2 separate regions of the Homo sapiens genome follow, and region 1 is linked to region 2. Evidence: read pairs that join two places in POLR2A ChIA-PET (ENCODE). Cell type or tissue: MCF 10A. All regions are shown on one strand. Links, peaks and the distances in the headings refer to the core of each region. The heading gives the core; the rest is flanking DNA.

What was found. Peaks named below come from ENCODE experiments on the same cell type or tissue, not always from the same donor. Only the 100,000 strongest peaks of a DNase experiment are listed, where the experiment ranks them.
Region 1: POLR2A ChIA-PET joins it to region 2 with 5 read pairs; 6 of 35 experiments call an interaction of 5 or more read pairs at or near these places.

The regions. Positions count from the first base shown.
Region 1 is chr19:40,449,274-40,457,582 of GRCh38, forward strand. BLVRB (biliverdin reductase B) reads right to left here. Exons shown (of 5, transcript NM_000713.3): 4 at 2,091-2,219. Among named protein-coding and RNA genes, the nearest start is that of SERTAD3-AS1, 8.9 kb to the left of the region's middle. In MCF 10A, for the core only: no CTCF peak of the experiment used is centred there; a DNase peak (open chromatin) is centred at 4,858.
Region 2 is chr19:40,536,805-40,545,113 of GRCh38, forward strand. All of the region lies in intron 20 of SPTBN4 (spectrin beta, non-erythrocytic 4), which reads left to right. Among named protein-coding and RNA genes, the nearest start is that of SHKBP1, 36 kb to the right of the region's middle. In MCF 10A, for the core only: a CTCF peak has its summit at 4,573 (motif pointing right); a DNase peak (open chromatin) is centred at 4,587.

The sequences.
Region 1 (8,309 bases), core at 2,674-6,673, 88 kb before region 2:
CTTGCTCTGTCACCCAGGCTGGAGTACAGTGGTGCAATCTTGGCTCACTGCAACCTCCACCTCCCAGGTTCAAGCAATTCTTGTGCCTCAGCCTCCCGAGTATCTGGGATTACAGGTGTCCGCCACCACACCTGGCTAATTTTTGTATTTTTAGTAGAGACGGGGTCTCACCACGTTGGCCAGGCTGGTTTTGAACTCCTGACCTCAAGAGATCCACCCGCCTCAGCCTCCCAAAGTGCTGGGATTACAGATGTGAGCCACCACGCTGGCCTGACAGTTGGGGAAATTTTACTACGGAGTGGATACTAAATGATATGACAGAGTAAATGTCACTTTCCTTAGGTGTGAGCATGTTTTGTGTGCAAATATCTTTCTTTTAGGAGATGGCTGTCTAGGTATTTAGGAGTTAAGTGCGACAATGTTGCAATTCCTCTCAAATGATTAAGCCAAATATACATATGCATATATGTTTTCACAATATATTCAGCAAAATCTAACTATATATTCATGGAGAGAGAGAGAGGAGGAGAGAGGGAGAGACAACAGGATAAAATGCTAAGCATTGAACCTAAACAAAGGGCTTATGTGTATTCATAAACCTTTAATGCTTTCAAATCGGGAGGTGTGGAAGTTTTCACACACTTGGCTGGGCGTGGTGGCTCACGCCTGTAATCCCAGCACTTTGGGAGGCCAAGGTGGGCAGATCACGAGGTCAAGAGATCGAGACCATCTTGGCCAATATGGTGAAACCCCGTCTCTACTAAAAATACAAAAATTAGCTGGGCGTGGTGGCACGCGCCTGTAGTCCCAGCTATTCGGGGGGCTGAGGCAGGAGAATCACTTGAACCCAGGAGGCAAAAGGTTGCAGTGAGCCAAGATCGCACCACTGTACTCCAGCCTGGCGGCAGAGCAAGACTCTGTCTCAAAAAAAAAAAAAAAAAAAAAAAAAAAGCCAGGCGCAGTGGCTCACGCCTGTAATCCCAGCACTTTGGGAGGCCGAGGCGGGCGGATCACAAGGTCAGGAGATTGAGACCATCCTGGCTAACACTGTGAAACCCCGTCTGTATTAAAAAATACAAAAAATTAGCCAGGTGTGGTGGCGGGCGCCTGTAGTCCCAGCTACTCGGGAGGCTGGGCAGGAGAATGGGGTTTCACCATGTTAGCCAGGATGGTCTCGATCTCCTGACCTTGTGATCTGCCCGCCTCGGCCTCTCAAAGTGCTGGGATTACAGGCGTGAGCCACCGCACCCGGCCATTAATATCTATCTTTTCTTGTCTTTTTCTTTTTTTTTTTAGACAGGGTCTCACTCTATTACCCAGGCTGGAGTACAGCAGCCTGGGCAACAGTTTATTGCAGCCTTGATCTCCTGGGCTCAAGCCATCCTCCCGCCTCCCAGTAGCTGGGACCACAGGTGTGTGCCACGACGCCCAGCTAATTTTTTTTTTTTTTTGTAGAGATAAGTCTATGTTGCCCAGGCTGGTCTCAAACTCCTGGGCTGAAGAAATCCTCCCGTCTTGGCTTCCCAAAGTGATGAGATTACAGGTGTGAACCACCATGCCTGGCCTATGTATCTATCTATCTATCTATCTATCTATCTATCTATCTATCTATCTATCTAATCTCTATCTCCCATACTAGAAATGTAAGCCATGGCGGGGCATGGTGATGCAGGCCTGTAATCCCAGCTACTCAGGAGGCTGAAGCCCCAGAATCCATAGACATAATGGATTAAACCATTAGCCAGTGGTAATCCCCTCAACCTTCAATCCCTCACCACTCCCCAGAGGTGAAAGTCCCAACCCTGTAATCCAGCCTTAGTCTTTCTGGTGACCAGACCTGAAGCTGCCTAGGGGCTGCCAGCTCTCAGTGAACTCATTAGCATAGAAAAAGACATTTACCATTTTGGAGATTCCAAGGATTTTAGGAGTTGTATGCCAGGAAACAGGGACAAAGGCCAAATATATATGTCACAATATCATAGGAAGGTTTGCAATTTTAGGGTGGTCAGGGAAGGCCTTGCAGATCTCCCCAGAGGGCAGGAGGGAACAGGCAGATGGCATTGGTGCCACCAGGTCCCTGCCCTGCTTACCTATGTGTGGCGGCATCACAGCCACGTACTTCAGGCCTGATTCCCGCAGCACCTTGTGCATCCGGATGTGGTCATCAGTCACAGCCTGCAGTCGTGGGGGCACCTTGGTAGGGTCCCAGAGCAGGAAAGCTGGAGGGAACACAGGGCAGGATCAGCCTGGGCTCTCTTGTCTTTTTTTTTTTTTTTTTGAGACAGAGTGTCGCTTTGTCACCCAGGCTGAGTGCAGTGGCGCAATCTCGGCTCACTGCAACCTCTGCCTCCCGGGTTCAAGCAATTCTCCTGCCTCAGCCTCCCCAGTAGCTGGGATTACAGGTGCACACCACCAGGCCTGACTAATTTTTGTATTTTTAGTACAGACAGGGTTTTGCCATGTTGGCCAGGCTGGTCTCAAACTCCTGACCTCAGGTGATCCACCCTCCTCCACCTCCCAAAGTGCTGGAATTACAGGCATGAGCCATTGTGCCCAGCCAAGGGCTCGCTTGTCTTGATGCCAGGACAAAACCCTGCCATGGCTGACCATTGCTTTCCAGTTGCAAAAACAGGGGAGTCCTCTGGGGCTCCTCTTTCCCTCACACCCCAGGTAAGAGCTGTCTGCTGATCACAATAATTCCAAATCTGACCTCTTCTCACTCCGCCTGGTCCTGTCCACTGTTACCTCTTGCCTGGACCAGCCCAGCAGCCTACTCCCTGGTCTCTCAGCCCCTCCTTCCCTCCTCCCAAGGAGCCCGTGAACACCCCTATCAGTTCACATCCATAGCTCCATCTCACTCAGGGTAGAAGCAAAGTCCCCATGGCCAGCCCTCAAGGCCCCACCTGATATGGCCCCATCAGCCCTCTGACGTCCTTGCCTACTCTGCCTACCACTCTCTCTTACACGCCTCTGCTCCAGCCAGGTTCTGCCTCCCAGCCTTGGCAATGTCTGATTCCTCTGCCCCTGATGCATTTCCCTCTCTTTTTTATTTTCTCTGAGACAGGGTCTCATTCTGTTGTCCAGGCTGGAGGACAGTGGCGTGAACACGGCTCACTGCAGCCTTGACTTTCTGGGCTGAAGTGATCCTCCTGCCTTAGCCTCCTGAGGAGCTGGGACCACAGGGGTGAGCCACCAAACCCCACTATTTTTTTTTTTTTTTGAGACAGAGTTTCCTTCCCTCTTGCCACCCAGGCTGCAGTGCAATGGCATGATACCGGCCAAGCCTGGCTAATTTAAAAAATTTTTTTAGGCCGGGTCTGGTGGCTAACCCCTGTAATCCCAGCACTTTGGGAGACTGAGGAGGCCAGATCGCCTGAGGTTAGGAGTTCGAGACCAGCCTGGCCAACATGGTGAAACCCCATCTCTAGTAAAAATACAAAAGTTAGCTGGGCATGGTGGTGCATGCCTGTAGTCCTAGCTACTCAGGAGGCTGAAGCTGGAGAATTGCTGGAACCCTTGAGGCGGAGGTTGCAGTGAGCTGAGATCGCGCCACGGCACTCCAGCTTGGGAGACAGAGCAAGACTCCATCTCAAAAACAAAGCAGAACAAAACAAAACAAAACAAAAAAAACACAAAAATTAGCCAGGTGTCGTGGTGCATGCCTGTAATCCCAGCTATTCTCAGGAAGCTGAGGCAGGAGAATCCCTTGAACCTGGGAGGCAGAGGTTGCAGTGAGCCGAGATCGTGCCATTGCACTCCAGCCTGGGTGACAGAGCAAGACTCCGTCTCAAAAGAAAAAGAAAAAAACATTTTTTTTGTAGCGATGGAGGTCTTACCAAGTTGCCCAGGCTAGTTTTGAACTCCCGGGCTTAAGCGATCCTTCCATCTCGACCTCCTAAAATGCTGCGATTACAGGTGTGACCCAGGACCCTTTGCCATTTCCCTCTCGTAGCCACATGGCTCCCTGTTTTCTTTGCAGACTTTGCTCAAAGGTCACCTTTCCATGCAGCTTTTCTTGACTGTCCTGTTTAAAATTGCAAAATCCTGTCTCCCCCAGCCCAGTTTACCAATCCCTTTTCTTGGGGCCTTGTTTTCTCCCTAGGACCCTTCCCCTGCCACCACACGCTAGAGTTATCCTGTGACTCTATCACATTTCCTGCTCCAATCCCAGCCCTTAGAAGCATCTGGAACATTGTAGGTACTTACTAAATATTTGTTCAGGAATTAGCTTTCAACAAGCTATAACTTGGCCAAGCTACACCAGCTGACATTTATAGAACTTTTACCTCAAGCCAAGAACTATGCTAAATATTTTTAGGAGCAGTTTGGTGAATAGTTAAAGAGCTTGGGTTTTGCCTAAAGTCAAGTACTGGATCGACCACTGGCCAGCTTCTTGTTTCCTCATGTGCAAACTGGGATGATATAAATTGTTCAAAGGCTGGGCAGAGTGGCTCACACCTGTAATCCCAGCACTTTGGGAGGCTGAGGTAGGAGGATCAGTTGAGCCCAGCAGTTCTAGACTCACCTGGGTACGATGGTGAGACCTGTCTCTACAGAAAATTAAAAAATTAGCCAGGCGTGGGGACCTGTGGTCTTAGCTGCTTAGAAGGCTGAGGCGAGAGGATCGCTTGAGCTCAGGAGTTCGAGGCTGCAGTGAGCTGTGATTGCACCGCTGCACTCCAGCCTGGACAACAGAGCAAGACCTTGTCTCAACAAAAAGAAATAAATAAATAGTTTGAGTAATGTTAGTGGTTATAAAAAGGTGTGTCACAGAGACCAGCCTGGGCAACAAAGCCAGACTCTGTCGCAACAAAAAAATTTTAAAAATTAGATGGGCATGGTGGCACATGCCTGTGGTCTCAGCTACTCAGGAGGATCCCTTGAGCCTAGGAGTTGGAGGCGGTAGCGAGCTATGATGACATCATTCTCACTGCAACCTCCACCTACAAGTTTCAAGTGATTCTCCTGCCTAAGCCTCCTGAGTAGCTGGGATTACAGGCGTGTGCCACCACACCTGGCTAGTTTTTGTATTTTTGGTAGAGACGGGGTTTCACCATGTTGGCCAGGCTGGTCTCGAACTCCTGACCTCAAGCGATCCACCTGCCTTAGCCTCCTAAAGTGCTGGGATTACAGCGTGAGCCACTGCGCCTGGTCTAGGATTTCCTCTTTACAGATGAGAAAACTGCGGTGCAGAGTGTGAAGTGGGTTTTTGTCTGCAGCCTCCAGTCTCCAGTTCACAATCTCAAATCCAGTCTCTAACTTACCCCTAGTTTCTTTTTTCTTTTTTTTTTTGAGGCAGTCTCGCTCTGTCACCCAGGCTGGAGTGCAGTGGCACGATCTCAGCTCACTGCAAGCTCCTCCTCCCGGGTTTACGCCATTCTCCTGCCTCAGCCTCCCGAGTAGCTGGGACTATAGGCACCCGCCGCCACGCCTGGCTAATTTTTTGTATTTTTAGTAGAGACGGTGTTTCACTGTGTTAGCCAGGATGGTCTCAATCTCCTGACCTCGTGATCCACCCACCTTGGCCTCCCAAAGTGCTGGGATTACAGGCGTGAGCCACAGCACCCGGCTGTTTTGTTGTGTTTTGAGACAGGGTCTTGCTCTGCAGCCAAGGCTGGAGTGCAGTGGTGCCATCACGGCTCACTGCAACCTCTGCCTTCTAGGCTCAAAGGATCCTCCTACCTAAGCTTCCCAAGTATTGGGGACCACAGGTGTGTACCACCACACCCAGCTAATTTTTTGTATTTTTTTTTTGTAGAGATGGAGTTTTGCTGTGTTGCCCAGACTGGTCCTGCACTCCTGGACGCAAGCAATCCGCCCACCTTGGCCTCTCAAAGTGCTAGGATTACAGGCGTGAGCCACTGTGCCTGGCCTTACTCTGGGTTTCTTTCTAATCCTCTCAGATGCCTCCATAAAAAACAATCCTCCCCAAGCCCTAATGGATAAACTCCAAGCTCCTTAGATGACAAAAATCTTTCTAATCTTTTACCTTGACATTTGAATATGGAGGGAAGATTAAACTCTAATAATTAGAGGCTGGAAGATAATTAAAGTGTGACAATAGCACTGTGGTGCTGGAAGAGAAAAGTCCTTTTTCTTGGGACTTGCCGAAGGTGTCTGTGGGTGTGCAACTCCATTTCAAATAGTTTAGGAAGTCTGGGCGCAGTGGCTCATGCCTGTAATCCAGCACTTTGGGAGGCCAGATCACTTGAGGTCAGACCAGCCTGCCCAATATGGTGAAACCCCATCTATACTAAAAATACACACACACAAAATTAACCAGATGTGGTGGCAGGCACCTGTAATCCCAGCTACTCAGGAGGCTGAGGCAGGAGAATCCCTTGAACCCAGGAGGTGGATGTTGCAGTGAGCCAAGATCACGCCACTGTATTCCGGCCTGGGTGACAGAATGAGACTCTGTCTCAAATAAAAACAAACAAACAAAAAACCCAAATAGTTTAGGAGAACAAAAACAAAATCTATTTGTGTATGTGTATGTGCATAGATAAACCAATTACAAAACACAATCACAATTTTAAAATCAGGAATATGGCTGTTGGCCAGGTGCAGTGGCTCAGGTGTAATCCCAGCACTTTGGGAGGCTGAGGCTGGTGGATCGCTTGAGTCCGGGAGTTCGGGACCAGCCTGGGCAACATGGCGAAACTCTATCTCTACCAAAAATACAAAAATTAGCCAGCCTTATAACCCGGTCTCAAAATAAATAAATAAATAGATAGATAGCTACAAACTTAAAAATAAAAAAAGAAAAGGAATATGGTTGTTCACACGACTATTAACTTTTCTGTTTAAAAATTTTTATAATAAAAAGTTAAAAAGTATATTGAGGACCTACACATTGAAGTAAGCAGCCATGATGTATGTAAGCTAACTTCAAATGGGTCAGAAAAAAAACATTGTGTGTCTGTGAACAGAGGACGGTAGGTGTACTGGTGTCCTTTCAATTTTTCTGTAAGTTTAAGATCATTTCCAGATAAAAAGTTAAGCTGGACTCAATGGCTCATACCTGTTGCCCCAGCTATTTGAGGGGCTAAAGTGAGGGGATTCCTTGAGCCCAGGGGTTCAAGGGTACAATGAGCTATGATCAGGCCACTGCACTCCAGCCTGGGTGACAGAGCGAGACCTTGTCTCTATGTTTGTTTTTTTTTTAATGAAAAAAAAAATCCTGGCACACCTAAGACTTTAATATTTAGAAAACAATCTAAACAAAAAAAAATGAGAAAAAAGAAAGCAAATTAAATCAATTTTACAGGTTTGTCTTTTTCATGGAAGCAAAACTTAACCAGTTAAATTGGTTTTTAAGACATGGGAGAGTCTGGACGTGGTGGCTTATACCTGTAATCTCAGCACTTTGGAAGGCTGAGGTGGGAGGACTGCTTGAGGCCAGGAGTTCAACATCAGCCTGGCCAACATGGCAAAACCTTGTCTCTACCAAAAATACAAAAATTAGCAGGGCATGGTGGCAGGCGCCGGTAATCCCAGCTACTCAGGAGGCTGGGGCAGGAGAATCACTGTGGGCCACGATCTTGGTCCCAGGCACCATGAACCCGGGAGGTGGAGTGGCGGTTGCAGTGAGCTGATACCACGCCACTGCACTCCAGCCTGGGCAATGGAGTCAGACTTCATCTCAAAGAAAAAAAGACATGGGAGAAAAAAACAAAACTAAAATTAACAGCAGACCATTCCAATCTGCGAACAAAAGTAAGACCTTGTCTCTACAAAAATATCAAAAAATTAGCCAGGTGTGGTGGTGCATGCCTGTAGTCCCAGCCGCTTGGGAGGCTGCAGTGGGGAGGATCACTTGAACCCAGACTGAGGCTGCAGTGAGCCATGGTTGCACCACTGCACTCCAGCCTGGGTGACAGAAAGTCTCAAAAAAAAAAAAAAAAAGTGAACCATTCTGAAATCGCAAGTTTACTCGTGTATTACTTTTCCATTTCAGAGCTTGAGGAAAAAAGCCATAAATGATTTTGCTTCCTACCCTCCAACTAGGTCTGGCCTCCAGGCCTCTTTGCTTGCTTTGTCCTCTGCCTGGAGTGTAATTACAATCATCAGGCAGCCCTCCCTCATGCCACTTCCCTTTCCAGGGAGGCAATTTGTGTCATGAAACACACTTGAGGTCAGGAGTTCGAGACTAGCCTGGCCAACATGGCGAAACCCTGTCTCTACTAAAAATACAAAAATTAGCTGGGCATGGTGGTGCACACCTGTAGTCCCAGCTACCTGGGAGGCAGAGGCAGGAGAATCACTTGAGGCAGGAGAACCACCTCCGGGAGGCGGAGGTTGCAGGG
Region 2 (8,309 bases), core at 2,735-6,734:
GAGCCAGGATCTCGCTCTGTTAGCAGGCTGGACTGCAGTGGTGCAATCACGGCTCACTGCAGCCTCAACCTCTGGGGCTCAAGTGATGCTCCTCCCTCAGTCCCGCAAGTAGCTGGGACTACGGACCCACACCACCATGCCTGATTGATTTTTTTTTTAAGAAACAGAATCTCACTATGTTGGCCAGTCTTTATCTCTATTTATTGAACTAAAAAAAAAAACTAAAACGGAGTCTGGCTCTGCCACCTAGGCTGGAGTGCAGTGGCTTGATCTCAGCTCACTGCAGCCTCTGCCTCCTGGGTTCAAGCAGTTCTCCTGCCTCAGTCTCTGGAGTAGCTGGGATTACAGGCCTGTGCCACCAAGCCTGGCTAATTTTTGTATTTTTAGTAGAGATGGGGTTTCAGCATGTTGCCCAGGCTGGTCTCGAACTCGTGGCCTCAGGTGATCGGCCTGCCTTGGCCTCCCAAAGTGCTGGGATTACAGGCATGAGCCATGGCATCCAGACTGTAGTTCTCTTTCATGTCTAGAATAGAAGAGAGCTAGCTTCTCCCATCCGTGTCTGTATTCAATCCATTTCACTAGCACAGGTCATCAGGTCTCTGAAAAACACTGCTGCATGCTGGAGAGAGAATGAGAATGGTGAAGGCAAATAACATCTTAGTATTTTTATAAAAATAGTTGTAACCTTGCAGATGCCTTGAAAAGATCTCAGGGATCCCCCAGGGGTTCCTTGGCCACAGTTTGAGAACTGCTGATGTACACAATGTGCTGGGCACTGTTAACTCCTCTCTCCTCCCCAACAGCCCCATGAGGGAGGTCCTGTTATTATCCCCACCCAGCAGAAAACCACAGCACAGAAAGGATCTGTGGCTCACAGAGGTCACATGGCTACCAAGTGGCTATTCAATACCACCTTTAGTCCCTCCCTGAGCCTCTGTCCTCCCTCTTAAATAGGACTCTATCATCAGTGCAGGTCTCCCAGGGCCAGGTGGGGATGTGCACAGAAAGGAGCCACTTAGCACAGTGCCCAGGATGTGGTAAGCCTGCAAGAAAGGGGCATCTGACTGTCAGGGTCCCAGCCAGAAACAGAAGCAGGCTCACCTGCAGAAAACTTGAGTTTCTTGACAAAGGTGTGAGTGGAGAACGGGGAAGCTGCAGGAAGCATATAGGGCTGTGGGACTCATGGAGGGGAGCTTTTGCTCCTCCCTAGCCAGAGAAGGTAGAGAAGGAAAAGTTATTGGAACTTGGAAGGGGAGAGTTGCCAGACAGGAGCTGGCACTCTTAGTCAAGAACGGCAGCCATGGCCAGACGCAGTGGCTCACGCCTGTAATCCCAGCACTTTGGGAGGCCAAGGCGGGTGGTTCACTTGAGATCAGGAATTCAAGACCAACCTGGGCAACATGGCAAAACCCCGTCTCTACTAAAAATACAAAAATTAGCCGAACGTGGTGGCACATGCCTGTAATCCCAGCTACTCGGGAGGCTGGGGCATGAGAATCGCTTGAACTTGAGAGGCGGAGGTTGCAGTGAGGCAAGATTGCACCTCACTGCACTCCAGCCTGGGTGACAGAGTGAGACTCTGTCTCAAAAAAAAAAAAAAAGAGAAAGAAAGAAAGAACGGCAGCCAGACCATGGCACCATAGCAGGGAAGAGCTGGGGAGATAATACCCCAGACTCACTTTCCTCTGGGCTTCCCTTTGTCAGCCAGGGCTGGCTTCATGGGTGTTTGCCCGTGCAGTGACACAGGGCTCCATGCTTGGTTTAATGCCCTACTATTGATGTCTTGAATTTTTTTGTTTTTGAGGCAGTTTCTACCTCTGTCACCCAGGCTGAAGTGCAATGGCGTGATCATGGCTCACTGCAGCCTTGAACTCCTGGACTCAAGTGAACCTGTCACCTCAGCCTCCTGAGTAGCTGGGACTACAAGCGTGTGCCACCACGCCCAGATAATTTTTGTAGTATTTTATAGAGACGGGGGCCTCACTGTGTTGCCCAGGCTGGTCTCAAACTCCTGGCCTCAAGTGATCCTCCTACGTTAGTCTCCCAAAGTGCTGGGATTACAGGGGTGAAGCACTGCCCCTGGATAAAATTCTTAATAAATATTTGAACAAGGGACCTTGTGTTTTCATTTTGCACTGAAAAGTATAAGCCATGTTTGAGGCCAACCCACATGGAAGCCAGAGGACAGGAGGGCTGGTCCATGCAGGTCAGTCCTGCACAGGGCAGGGTGAAGAAGCTTGGACTATGGGTCTCAAGATCCCGGGCTGAAGCATCCATCCACCTCGGCCTCCCAAAGTGCTGGGATCACAGGCGTGAGCCACTGCCCCAGCCTATTGCTAGGATTCATAATTATCTTGCAGTGATTACTAATTCTTCCCCAGCAGTGTTTTGCAGTGGCTGAAGGCACAGACTTGGGACTCCAGCAGGTCTGGTTCTGAGTCACAGCTCTCCCACTTGCTGCCTTCGTCTCTCCCTCTGAGCCTTGGATGCCTTCTCCTTGCAATGGGAAGGACCTCAATGCTCACCCCCTGGTGGATAGCAGGAGTGTGGGAAGCAGCAGAGCATCTCAGTGAAGGGCATGGATGCTGGCGCTGGGCTGCCTGGGTCAAGCCCTGGCTCTGTGCCTTATCACCTGGATAGCCCAAGGAGGTTACTTTTCTCTCCATGCTTCAGTTTCTTTTTCTTTTTTTAAGAGGGAGTCTCACTCTGTTGCCCAGGCTGGAGTGCAGTGGCAGGACCTCGGCTCACTGCAACCTCCGCCTCCTGGCTTCAAGTGATTCTCCTGCCTCAGCGTCCTCCTGAGTAGCTGGGATTACAGGCACCTGCCACCACGCCTGGCTAATTTTTGTATTTTTAGTAGAGACGGGGTTTCACCATGTTGGCCAGGCTGGTCTCAAACTCCTGACCTCAAGTGATCCACCCACCTCCGCCTCCCAAAGTGCTGGGATTACAGGCATGAGCCACCGCGCCTGGCTGTGCCTCATTTTCTTCTTCAGTAAAATGGGCATAATGATATTTCTGACCTCATAAGGACATTGTGAAGGTGAAAAGACATAATGCATTAAGTGGTTTCAGAACTGCTGACCCAACAAATCTAAGATTCAGTATTTATTCACAGGTCTTTAATTTTTTTTTTTTTAGACCAAGTTTTGTTCTTGTCACCCAGGCTGGAGCGCAGTGGCACAATCTCGGCTCACTGCAACCCTCTGCCTCCTGGGTTCAAGTGATTCTCCTGCCTCAGCCTCCCGAGTAGCTGGGACTATAGGCACCCGCCACCATACCCGGCTAATTTTTGTATTTTTAGTAGAGATGGGGTTTCGCCATGTTGTCCAGGCTGGTCCCAAACTCCTGACCTCAAGTGATCCGCCCGCCTCGGCCTCCCAAAGTGCTGGGATAATAGGCATGAACCACCGTGCCTGGCCAGTCTTTAATTTTAACTGTCATAAAACTGAGAGCATATCACCATCACTCTACTGTTTTCAAAAGCTAGTTGTTTCACCTTCCCTTTGGTTGTTACTTATGTGATACACGGTTACTTCATTTGTTTTTGTTCATATTCCATTTGGGGCATTTACCCCTCTCCATGCTGCTTTTTAATTTTAATTTATTTTTATTTTTTGATAGATGGGGTCTCACTATGTTACCCAGGCTGGTCACAAACTCCTGGGCTCAAACAGTCCTCCTGCCTTAGCCCCTCAAAGTGCTGGGATTATTCGCGTGAGCCACTGCACCTGGCCCCAAAACACATTTTAAAAAAGCAACATGGATGATTGGGCACAGTGGCTCATGCCTGTAATCCCAGCACTTTGTGAGGCCAAGGCAGGAGGATCGCTTGAGCCCAGGTGTTCCAGACCAGCCTGGGCAACATAGCGAGATTCACATGCCTGTGTTCCCAGCTACTCAGAAGGCTGAAGTGGGAGGATCACTTGAGCCCAGGAGGTTGAAGCTGCAGTGAGCTGTGATCGTGTCACTGCACTCCAATCTGGTCGACAGAGTGAGACCCCCATCTCAAAAAAAAAAAAAAAAAAAAAAAAAAGAAAAGTAATTTGGAGGTGGTAAATGAAATATTTATATAGTGTTAAAAGTTAGAACCATCTTTAGCTCACTTGCTTTTGCCAAATTGCCTGCCCAGGTCCTTCTGTGGCTGCTCACTCTCTCCCCAGCAGTACACATGAGCTCCTGTTTCCTCTCGTCCTTGCCAACACTTGGTTTTGTCAGACATTTTAGATCTTTCTCAGTCCGATGGCTGGGAAGTGGTATCTCACTGCAGTGTGTGTATTTGTATTTTTTTCCAATGCTACTGGCGAGCTTGACCATCTTTGACCTTCTTTTGTACTATTTAGGTTTTAGAGGAAGGAGTTGGGGCCTCCTGCTTTAGCCAGAGTACAGAGTTAGCTCTTCCCTCCCTGTAGGGGGTTCAGTCTCAACCAAGCCCAGCAAACCATGAGATGGGGGTCCCCATTGTTCAAGGGAGGGGCTGAAGCCCAGAGGAGACAAGGGAGTGGCCCTGGGGTCACACAGTGATGGGTGCCAGAGGCAGGCTCCAGCACGAGACTCCTGGGCCCTTTTCCCAGCAGAGGGAGCCCGAGGCAGGAAGTGACTGTGTGGGCCAGGGCACCCAGACGGAGCCCAGCTGCCCCTCAGGAGCTGCTACTGGGGAAGGGACCTGCCAAGGCCCTGCTGTCCCCTGGGGCATACACAGGAGAGGGGTTGGCTGCCATCCAGCCTGGCACGTTTCCTGGCTGTCCCATCCACCCTTAGGGCACTGGGGCCAGGCTGGGCTGAGGGAGGTACTGGCTCGGGGTCTGAGGGGTGTAGTGGTGTGCAGTGTGTGAGCGATCTGTCCCCCTCAGCCTCTCTCCTGTCCTCCCGTCGCCATCTCTGTGTCTCTCTCTTCCCTTTGTGTCCCTCTCTGTCCTACTCTCTCACTCCCTTCTCTCTGTCTCTTTATTTATTTTGAGACAGAATCTTACTCTGTCACCCAGGCTGGAGTGCAGTGGCGCGATCTTGGCTCACTGCAATCTCCGCCTCCCAGGTTCAAGCGATTCCCCAGCCTCCCCAGTAGCTGGGATTACAGGCACCCGCCACCATGCCTGGCTAATTTTTGTATTTTTTTATTTTTATTTTTTCTTTTTGAGACGGAATCTCACTCTGTCACCCAGGCTGGAGTGCAATGGCACAGTCTCAGCTCGCTGCAACCTCCGCCTCCCGGATTCCAGCGATTCTCCTGCCTCAGCCTCCCAAGTAGTTGTGATTACAGGCGTGAGCCACCACGCCCGGCTAATTTTTGTATTTTTAGTAGAGATGGGGTTTCACCATGTTGGCCAGGTTGGTCTTGAACTCCTGACCTCAGGTGATCTGCCTACCTTGGCCTCCCAAAGTTCTGGGATTACAGGCATGAGCCACCACCCCAGTCTCTCTGTCTCTTTTTATTTGACTTCTCTGTCTCTGCCTCCTTCCCGTGTTCCTCATGTCCTCCTTGTGTCCTCTCCCTCATCCCGTACCACACCCGCTGCTGCAGCAGGCTCTCTGGGACCCCACCTCCCAGGTCCTGGCCACGTGACCCAGAATCCTCTCTCGGGGCCTGTTGCCAAGCTGTGCTTCCTGGCCAAGAAGCCAGATGGTGGAGTCTCAAGTCCTGGCTCCCCAGCCCTCAGGGACCTGGCCAGCTGGTCGGCCTCAGCCACAGGCTCCTGCTTGGAGAGATGGGGGACTGGTCTCCTGCCAGATGAGAAAATGCACTAGAGGCTTTGCAGCTGCCAGGCTCTGTCCCTGGGGACCCCACACTTTTTCCAGGCCCACCCCCACCCTAAGCAAAGCTCTTTCTCTGGCCAAGGAAACACCCTCCTCCCCCCTGTTCTGCTTCTCTGTCCCATGTTTTTGTATCCAGCTCAGCATGGCCTAGGAGAGGAGTGCACATTCAGGGACTATACAGTCCCAGTCCTTGCCTTATTGGGACTCAAGGCAAGGGACCCCATCCTTTCTTTCTTTCCTTTTTTTTTTGTTTTTGTTTTTTTGTTTTTTGAGACAGAGTCTCACTCTGTTGCCCAGGCTGGAGTGCAGTGGCGCGATCTCAGCTAATTATGTCTTCATAATTCACAAATTATGTCTTCAATTTATGAAGGTGCTGGCTCGGGGTCTGAGGGGTGGAGTGATCAGTAACTCAAATTACGTCTTCACAAATCTCCTTGTCTTCATTTCTGAGCACCGCTTTCTTCTGTGTTGGCCTCATGGTCAGGGAGTCCCTGATGTTGGCAGGATGACCCCAGGATGCCCGGCCTACCTCCTCCCAACTTAGGAAGCCCATGGGAAAGAGAGCATCTCTTCTGTGCACACACATTTTCCTGGCGAAAATGGGGAGAGTGGCCGGGCACAGTGGCTCACACCTGTAATCCCACACTTTAGGAGGCCAAGATGGGAGGATTGCTTGAGGCCAGGAGTTGGAGACCCGCCTGGCCAACACAGCGAGACCCCACCTCTACCAAAAAAGAAAAAGTGGGAAGAGTTTTCATTGGCCCATCTAAGGTTACGTGCTCATATCTGACCCAATCTTTATGACCAGGGTGTTTTCAGTGTTCTGCTTGGCCCCACTTGGGTCATGTGATTACCCATGACTCTCTAGGTTTCATTTGCCCTTCAGGAAGCTCAGGACCTGAGAGTGAGTTTTGATGTATTTGGAAGGAGAGGATGGATTTTGGGCAGGCAAAACCAACAACTCTGCACTACAGAACTTTGAATCAAGAAGTCTTGGCTTGGTTCTTGAGTTTGGGGTTTTGTTTTGCAGTCATTTGTGGTAATCTGCTACCACTTAATTTTTTAATTGTTATTTTGTTTTCTTCTCTAGCTTTCCTCCATCTGTTTAGAATTACAAGGGTAATATATGAATATATTCTTTTGGGAAAAAATTTTACTAACCGAGCAGTCTTCAGTAAAACATAAAGTCTCACTCCTATCTGCCTCCCAATCCCACATCCCAAAGAGAGCCTCAGTTATTTGGTGTGCATCCATCTAGACCTCTTTCTGTGCATTTACAAGTGTACCTATATGGATGTTTAATGTTTTTATATTATTTGCTTTTCATGTTTAATTTCAATTTTTGAATAAATAAATTTTCATGGTGAAGACATCAAAACCTCTAGGGAAATCCCATGGGAAAATTATCGCCTTCATCCCTGTTCCCCATTCATTAAGTTCTCATCCCCTCCCCCAGTAAGTACCATCTGTTATGAACTTCTTGTTTACTCCAGGGAATTTTTATGCATGTGCAATCCACTATAAATTTATATTCATAGGTAGGTTCTAAATTGCTTCTTCTTCTTCCTCTTTTTTTTTTTTTTTTTTGTTTGTTTGTTGTTGAGACTGAGTTTCGCTCTTTTTGCCAAAGCCGGAGCGCAATGGCGCGATCTCAGCTCACTGCAACCTCCGCCTCCCGGGTTCAAGCAATTCTCCTGCCTCAGCCTCCCAAGTAGCTGGGATAACAGGCGCCTGCCACAATGCCCGGCTAATTTTTTGTATTTTTAGTAGAGACTGGGTTTCACCATGTTGGCCAGCATGGTGTCTATCTCTTGACCTCGTGATCCGCCCGCCTCAGCCTTCCAAAGTGCTGGGATTACAGGCATGAGCCATTGTGCCCGGCTTTTTTTTTTTTTTTTTTTTTTTTGAGATGGAGTTTTGCTTTTGTTGCCCGGGCTGGAGTGCAGTGGCATGATCTCGGCTCACTGCAACCTCTGCCTCCCGGGTTCAAGTGATTCTCCTGCCTCAGGCTCCCGAGTAGCTGGGATTACAGGTGTCTGCCATCACGCCTGGCTAATTTTTTGTGTTTTTAGTAGAGATGGGGTTTCACCATGTTGGCCAGGCAGGTCTCAAACTCCTGACTTCAGGTGATCCACGCGCCTTGGCCTCCCAGAGTGCTAGGATTACAGGCGTGAGCCACCGCACCCAGCATGCTTTTTCTTCTTAACAGTAACACTTGGCTATTTTTCCATACTGGTCTGGATTTGTTTAACCATTTTACTCTTTTTTATTTTTTATTTTTTTTTAAGAGAGGGGGTCTAGCTGTGTTGCCCAGGCTGGTCTCAAACTCCTGGGCTCAAGCATTTCTCCCACCTCAACCTCCTAAGTAGCTGGGATTACAGGCATGAGCTGCTGCACCTGACTTAACCATTTCTCTCTTGATGGGCATTGAGGTTGCTTCCAGTTTTTTCCCATTATAAACTCTGCTGTGATACTACAACTTTGTGCATCTGTGCCAGTATTTCTTTTTTTTCTTAAAAAAATTTTTATTATTATTATTTAAAAATTTTTTTTTC